3 separate regions of the Homo sapiens genome follow, and all the other regions are linked to region 1. A link is a contact called in ENCODE Hi-C or POLR2A ChIA-PET data. All regions are on one chromosome and are shown on one strand. The core of a region is the stretch at or near the end of the contact, and the rest is flanking DNA. Distances in the headings are between cores, read along the strand shown. Region 1 has its middle 94 kb from the start of WDR75. Region 2 has its middle 48 kb from the start of WDR75. Region 3 has its middle 110 kb from the start of COL5A2.

Region 1 (2,700 bases), core at 142-2,641:
TGTTAGTAATTGGGTCCAGCTATGTTATACAGCTTTGAAAAAATTATTTAATTTTTCTGAGGCTTGGTTTTCTTGTCTTTAAAATGTTGTGAAGATTAGAAATAATGTTCTTAGAGCATCTTGCACAGCTAAAATACAGTAGGCACTAAAAATGATGGCTGGTAACAGAATCTACAGCTAAAGAAAAAGTAATAAATTGTCTTGTTTGTGAATTGATATCTGTGTGATGTGCATGCAGCTGCTCACATTTATGTTGTCCACAGCAGACCCTGCCAATTAGTCAGCACTCTTTTCCATGGAGTCTGGGTGCAGCTTATGAGTTACAGCAATTAACTCATAGGCAACTATTGCCAGTTAACCCAAGAAGGGAAATGAGTTGCATCCCATTTTTTCATCCCTCATATAGCCTCATCCTTTCATTTTACAGAAGAGAAAACTAAGGCTCAGAGAAGTTATGTAATTTCCTCAAGATGACACATTGAGGCATGGTCAGAACCTTGTACTAGAAGTCATAACTCTTACTTCAGTTCTCCATCAGCTGAAACATCTGTCTGTTTTGTTCATCTTATTTCATAACTAGAACGTGTACTAGCCAGAACTCTTAATTCAGTTCTCCATCAGCTGAAACATCTGTCTCTTTTGTTCATCTTCTTTCATAACTGGGGTAGAGATTCATATAATTTGCCATTTTTTTTCTAGAGCAAATAAATTAACTCATGATTTTCTTGAGGTAATATTTGTGGGTTCATATAAATGAGCCACACTGACCACTTTACACTGGTGATAATATGTTTTTTTAAATATCAAAAATATATTTTTGATTCAAACCTTATGTTCTCTTGCCTTTCAGAAAGGAAAAAGGAAGAAGCAGAGGGTCAGCAGATGTTGAAAGAGGTATAATCAAGGTAAACACTTAGCTAGGAAGTGGTTTCCTAAGCAAGGGTTGCTCTAAAAATTTCCCACATACCCTCCTTTGGTTGTTGGACTTTTATTTTTTTTTTCTGGTCTAAATATTATGCTGTAAATTTTGGGTTGGAATCTACTGAAGCTGGCAACAGTTAAATTAATCCTTCTTTTCACTGAAAACATGCTTATGCTTGCTAACAACTGCAAGATTAATTGGGACTTACTTAGCCAAAGGAAAAACAGGATGTGAAAAGACAATGTGAAGTTTCTGTCTCGTCACTTACTCCCTCTGTCCCTACTGTTTTTGTTTGTTTTAGTTACATTTTCAAACATTCTCTCATTTTCCCATGTTCTGTGTTCACCTTAGAAAATCTTCTAATAGCACAGATGACAAACAGGAGTTCCAGAAATGCTGACTCATCACAGCAGAAGGCCAGTGGTTTGGCAGGAATCTTAACTTGCAAATGTCAAGACTGGCCCTTTTAAAAATAAGTCCATGGCAGCAGATGTCACTATTGGTCTATCTTAACTCTGGGGCACTTGTTGACAAAGCAAATGCCATGAGCCTAGAAGCCCAGTAATCATAGATTTTAGACATTTCATGATGACTTGTGGCACCAATATAATGGTCAATTTCTCATACCTGAAACCTAATTTAATTATATAGAACTTTTAATATTATGATTATTGTATTTTAACATTAGTGTCATTTTTCCTTTTTTAACATAAATCTTTTCCATGAAGTCCATATTTTTTTCTTACCTCCCTCTTTCTGCTTTCTGTTCCTAATCATGGGACAACTTTCTCTTTTCTGCTTATATGTGCTTATTTGTTCATGTAAGCGTCCCCATAATTCTCATGTTTTGCAAGATACTTTCTTCAATGTTAATTTTTGTGCTATTAACTACAATGCAATTAACCTTTACTTTTCTTAAAAAGCAAAGTTGTGCAAGTAATTTGCCTGCTGTCTCTCAGCAACGTGTCCTCCTTTTTTGACACTAGTTTGTAATGCTAGGGCTGTGACTTTGCAGATTTCATACCTCTGATTCCCTTGGCAGCTTTTTGAAAGTATTGGAGTGAGACTTGAAGTTATTGAGGAATGGGGATTGGAAGAGGAGACAAGACTTCCTTCCTGTTTTAAAATTTGTTTTATTCTTGCTGGCTTCAACTCTAAAATGGCAGTTCTCCTAAGCGTTAGTTGGTGGCCTCCATTGTGGAAGTGGCTCCAGCCTCCAGTTCCTGTTGGCACTTCCAGAAATGCCTGAACATTTCCCTCAGAGAGCCAGCAGCAGCCAACCCAAGCCTCTTCCTTAGAGCACCAGGTCTGGTGGCTCCTCCTCCTGTTATCCCCATCTTTTCCCATTTATTTCCCTAACCTCAGGCATTGTAGCTACTTCCTGAGTTACCTTTATGTGACTTTACTTATTCAACCTTCTGACACCTGTGAAACCAGTTTCTTCCATTAAATCCTCTCTGTTGGAAACAATTTGGTTTCTGTTTTCTAAACTTGTCTAATATATCTGTACATAGTCATATATATTTTAAATTATATGTAATGTTAAAAATAGTAAAAGCAAATAAATTAATTCCATTGTGTTTCTGATTTATATTTTAAAAATGCTTTTTTGATTTGGGCTTTTAGCATGTCATATATATGTGACGATTTTGATGGCTTGATATGGAGTATATCTTATGAAATGTATACATAGCTCCAAATGTCACCAAAGCAAAAATTGGTATGAACATTGATAGTAATTTTTCCTTGCAAAAGGATCTTATCCTGGAGTTCCAGTT
Region 2 (2,700 bases), core at 77-2,576, 46 kb before region 1:
TTATTGTTCAATCTAATTTACATTATTTATAGTCTATGAGCAAAAAAGTGAGTCTCTGGGAAAGGACCACATTTCAATTAGATAGAATTATCTTTCAGCAAGGTTTACCTCATTTTATTGTATACCTTTTTTCTATTTCATTGTGCCTTTCATACTTTGTATCTTTATGAGCCTGTCATGGAGACAGAGGTTTTATGTCTCTGTTTTTATTATGTGATTACTTTGCTGAATTAAGCTGCCTTACCCACTTCAGGCTACTGTAACAGACTGGATAGCTAAACAAGAAACATTTATTTCTCATGGTTCTGGAAGATGGAAGTCTGAGATCAGGGTGCTAGTATGGACAAGTTCATGTTGAAAGTATTATTCTTGGTTTGCAGACAGAGAATATGTTAGAGAGCAGAGAGAGGAAGTGGGCTCACTCGTGTCTCCTCTTAGATGGGCGCTAATCCCTTTATAAGGTAACTCTCATGACCTAATCCCTTCCAAAGGTCCCCATATCCAAATACCATCACATTGGGTATTAGGGTTTTCAACCTATAAATTTCTGGGGGACACAAACATTCAGTCCATAGTAACTCTCCCAAGACTATTCATATTTAAATTTAAAAAAGGCTTTGTATGAAGAATCTAATGTTTTTTTTTCAAAATCTTTCTTATACTCTTCAATTCATATTATGTGGTTATTTCTCCTACTATATTACCTACTTTAGGTTAAAATCAACATTATCCAAGAACAACTTATCTTTTCTGCTAGAAGGATAGTCCCTTGGAAAGAATACACAATAATGACCTTAAAGGACTCAAGCAATTATACAGAATTGGTTGCCATAGGAATGTGTGATTAGGAGGTATGCTCAAGGTGAGGCCTCATTTAGCTTCTGATGAATAAAGTTGAATGGAAGAAAATGGCCTACAACAGATGGGGAGCATAAAAACTTTGGCTGAGAAGAAATGAAAGTTAAGTGGACAGAACGTCTTTTAAGGCTGTAAAGGCAGGCAGGCAGCTGGAAACTATTGTGGCGAAGGTCTTGCATGCTGTGAAAAGCCAGACATTACTATGTTTTGCTACTGTAACTAGGAAATATTGAGGGAAATTTGGCATAAAGTAAAGGCACTTGCAAGTTCATTTCTTCTGGCAATTTAGAAATGGGAGATCTAATAGAAGCTATAAGAATGAAGGAGTAAGACCTAATTATTGAAAGATCCAGTTATCACTTCATGACTAATGCTTCTTTGTAAATTGGGAAAGAGTTGAGTCACTGTTGTCCAGGGGAACTCAACTTTAAATCTCCCTGTTATAAACAGCATTCCTCAAACCACAAACCCATCTCATTAACCATCAGATGTTATACAGATACTACTTTGACAATGACTCACATTCTCTCTGGAAGTTTCATACAATTTAAATAGAGATATTAATTAAACTATAGAAAGATGGGTCTCTGTAGTACTAGTCCATATTTAAGCTGAAAAACATATTAAAAAAAGAATTAATGAGATTGTGTAAAAGCTATTTGCATATGAAGTTTTCCAGTGACTACAAAATGGGACATAGTGTAATCCAATTTAGTTATTAGTTTTCTTTCAATTTTACTTATTTTTTTAAAAGAATAAACAAGGATATTGCCAGACCCAAGATTGGAAAATCATAGTACTTTTAGACATACAGAATGAAGTCACAGCTGAAAGCAATTTTTTTGTGTGTTTTTCTGTAAAAAGGATTTGAAGATTAAAAAAAAAAGTTTGAAAAAGTGGGAGGTTGTGAGTTGCAGGGGCACACATATGATGCTAAAATGACATTGTTAATTAAATGCAAATTGGCAAATAAATTATTTTCACTACTTGTTCCTACAGTAAAGTTTTTTTTCTTTTATTTATGCGTAGAGTTCTATTCTGTAAACAGAAGCAATAAGATATGACTATATGGGGAACATAGATGTAACTGATACTACAGACTTTTTCTCTTACAGATAAATGTGGTATTTCCAAAAATTAATTCTTCTTACCTACTGGTAGTACCTTTAGGGTAGATACTTAGTCTGCCCAGGTGATTGGATAATTCATCACTAGACTAAATCCTTAACAAGGCTTCTAGGCAAGGTTAGAAAATAGATGGTCCTTCAAATGGTTACCTGCACCTTGGGCCATTTGATGAGTATGATTTACTGTGCCTATCACATCTGTTAACACTGCAATGAATTCTTGCCCTGTTTCTATTTTTTCCCATCTTCCCTACCTCCTCCCTGCTACAAGGCTGGGACTAAGCTTTTTACAGCCTGGGAGTAATGGGATGAAGGAAAGCATTTTTCTTGGTGATAAAGTAAGATGATTTGCTTCTTTAGATAGGTGCATGTGGAAGTATATTTGTCCTATAAAGTTAAAGGAAGAAGAAAGGAACGTTCTTTACTTCCAGGGGTAAGGACATGTAAACTCTGATTTTATTTTATGAGTTAAAGAAAAGGGACAGATAATCATTTGATATGATTGTGAAAGACTAGGATAATCAGGAGTGGAGGAGAGCATAACTATTTCTATAGAGGATAAGGTCAAAGTCAGTATGACATCTTTTAGGAAGTAGTTCCTGAGTGTTGTAGATATTTCCAGCTCTGGTTGAGTCCAAAATCTATTAACAACATTGTAAAGGTACTCATTCTAGGGATTGCATTGGCAGTTATTCACATCCCCAAATTTTACTTC
Region 3 (2,700 bases), core at 119-2,618, 60 kb after region 1:
TATGATTTTTACTGTCCTGAGGTACATTTCTTTTCTTTTCTTTTTTTCTTTTTTCTTTTTTTTTAGATAGAGTCTTGATCGGGTGCCCAGGCTGGAGTGCAGTGGCACAATCTTTGCTCACTGCAACCTCCGCCTCCCAGGTTCAGGCGATTCTCTGCCTCAGCCTCCTGAGTAGCTGGGATTACAGGTGTACGCCACCACGCCCAGCTAATTTTTGTATTTTTAGTAGAGACAGGGTTTCACCATGTTGGCCAGGCTGGTTTCGAACTCCTGACCTCAGGTGATCTGCCCACCTCAGCCTCCCAAAGTGCTGGGATTACAGGTGTGAGCCACCGTGCCCAGCCATGTCGAGGTACATTTCTTTTATACCTAATTTGTTGAAACTTTCAGCGAAATGGATATTGAATTTTGTCAAATGCTTTTTCTGCAGCAATTGAGATGAACATATGATTTTAGTCATTCATTATGTTAATGTGGCGTATCACATTTATTGATCTTCATTTTTTGAACATCCTTGGATCCCATAGATAAATTCCTGTTGGTCACGGTGAATGATCCCTTTAACATGCTGTGGAATGTGTTTGTTAGCATTTTGTTGAGGATTTTGAATTTTTACAGGGATACTGGCCTGTAATTTTCTTTTCTTTTAGTGTCTTTGTCTGGCTTTGGTATCAGGATAACGCTGGCCTCATAAATTGCATTTTGAAGTATTCTTTTTTGTCCAGTTTTTTTTAGAGAAATTGAGAAGGATAGGTATTTGTTCTTAAACGTTTGGTAAAAGCAGTGAAGCCACGAGGCTCTAGGCTTTTCTTTCATGGAAAACTTTTCATTACTGGTTTAATCTCTTTACTCATTATTCATCTGTTTGGATTTTCTGCTTCTTTATTATTCAGTCTTGGTAGGTTGTATGTGTCTAGGAATTTATTTCTTCTAGGCTATACAGTTTGTTGATGTATGATTATTCATAGTCATCACATTACTGACTGCCTGATACTGCTTGTAGTGCTTTTTAAAGCTATACAATCATAGTTAAGAAAATACATCATTCTTTACTTTCAAGGACTTAACAAGTCAAATGAGGTCAACACAAGTAGATAGAAAAAACCCCTAATACCTTTATAATGTGCAGGAGAAAGACAAAGACTAGACTTGTTTGCAATAACTTTAGTTAACATATGCATGGTTATAAACTTGTTATAACATGCTGAAATCAGGATCTAGGAAAGCAGAGAGAAGCCCAAACGTCTTTTTTTTCTGGCTTTGACTCATGTATTCAGATACTTACTGTGGGACCTCTTTTCATTCCATAAACAGCAGGTGGCATACTTTCTTTTCTGATCTTTTTTTTAGTGTAGCTGTTCTTGTCATCTGTTGAATTCTCCAGTGCTGTTGCTCTTTGTTTTTTGCTTGTATGTAATACACAACTCTGGAAGTCCTTGAATAGTTTGGGCACATAAAGGGTGAAATATAACCATAAGTTTTTGAAATGTGTGAGACATTAAGAGATAAATATTACATTTAACATTCAGATAGATAAAACCAAAGTGGATTTTCTGCTTAATTTAAAAAACTAGATGTCTAAAATAAAGTAACAAAAAGAAGTCAGGATTTTATATCTTTTCTAGGCAGACTAGTAGAATATAACATTTTTAGATTATCTTAAGGAGAGTAATTGCAATGATTTTTGCAGCTGGTTTTATATGTGTATTGCTCTAAATCTTGTAATTTAACATGGTTTGTTAGTAAGTAGTCACTGCATAATCCTTTATACTACTACTAATTTTAGTACCTCATCATATATTTCCTTGTTCCATGGGTACAAGTCTTATCTCACCATCAGGAGTAGCCTCTTAAAGGAAGTGATAGACATCTTTTGAGATGACTGGGATTATAGTGGGAGCTCATCAAATATTTGTTGAACTGAATAGAGAAGGGGCTTTTTCACTCATACATCATTCATCTTTCCCCAACCTCCCCACCTTCCAAGTCGCTGATCCTGTGTCCATTGTGCTTGTGCCACTTCCATGCCCATATCTCAGTGGTCAGTAACAAAATTGGAAAGCAAATAACATTTTTTATTCTGTCATTCATTAGGCTTTTTGTAAAAAAATTTTTGTAAAAAAATTTTATACCTTTAATGATAACTACCATTGATTATGTGCCAAGTACTTCACAGATGCTATTTTACTTCAGTCAAAAATAACTCTCAATTTGGTACTATTTTTTTTTTAATTTTTATATGGAACTCTGAGATTTTAAGCTACTATGTGACAGAACCAATATTTGTTCTGTGTTCTTAACTACTGCATTCCATGGCTTCTCAGGGATGCAACTGATACTTCTTAAATTTGGGCAGGTTGTCTCAAAAGTATAAACCATATCTTTCCCAGGAGATAGGTAATAGATACTATGATATTACTCTAAATTAACATCCACAAAGTAGATGTTCATTCTTAAGTTTTTTTTGCTTCTGACATTTTGCTTCTGATTTTTGAAAGAATAATAGGTAAAAATTTCTTCCTACAAAGGAACTTATGAATCTAAAATTATTTCCTATGTTAGAATATTTTTCTCTGCTGTTAAAAATAGACATTCTAAGATTTTAAAATCACAGACAAAACTAATTCCATATTGTATTTATGAATTGGGAAGTAAATTAAAATAATTTAAAAACTACATTTTGCTCATTTAGAAGAATTC

Evidence for each region. Hi-C counts contacts between places; a loop is a spot of excess contacts on that map. ChIA-PET counts read pairs that join two places held with the same protein, here RNA polymerase II (POLR2A). Pooled maps may share reads with other maps.
Region 2: a loop to region 1 is called in a map of PC-3, with 9 times the contacts of the local background. The contact joins two enhancer-like sites. A Hi-C loop is called at or near these places in 8 of 168 maps with a recorded cell type or tissue (IMR-90, PC-3, adrenal gland and 5 more) and 6 of 50 pooled maps.
Region 3: a loop to region 1 is called in a map of Caco-2, with 8 times the contacts of the local background. The contact joins two enhancer-like sites. A Hi-C loop is called at or near these places in 9 of 168 maps with a recorded cell type or tissue (CD4-positive, alpha-beta memory T cell, Caco-2, MCF 10A and 5 more) and 10 of 50 pooled maps. POLR2A ChIA-PET finds 5 or more read pairs at or near these places in 1 of 52 experiments (H1).

Annotation. Positions count from the first base shown.
Region 1 is chr2:189,346,347-189,349,046 of GRCh38, reverse strand. It overlaps a transcript of COL5A2 not described here. Among named protein-coding and RNA genes, the nearest start is that of WDR75, 94 kb to the left of the region's middle. Within about 2 kb of position 1,391, at least 6 of the 41 ENCODE cell types and tissues checked have a DNase peak (open chromatin) inside an H3K27ac peak, as active enhancers do.
Region 2 is chr2:189,392,202-189,394,901 of GRCh38, reverse strand. It overlaps a transcript of COL5A2 not described here. Among named protein-coding and RNA genes, the nearest start is that of WDR75, 48 kb to the left of the region's middle. Within about 2 kb of position 1,326, at least 4 of the 41 ENCODE cell types and tissues checked have a DNase peak (open chromatin) inside an H3K27ac peak, as active enhancers do.
Region 3 is chr2:189,286,704-189,289,403 of GRCh38, reverse strand. It overlaps a transcript of COL5A2 not described here. Among named protein-coding and RNA genes, the nearest start is that of COL5A2, 110 kb to the right of the region's middle. Within about 2 kb of position 1,368, at least 3 of the 41 ENCODE cell types and tissues checked have a DNase peak (open chromatin) inside an H3K27ac peak, as active enhancers do.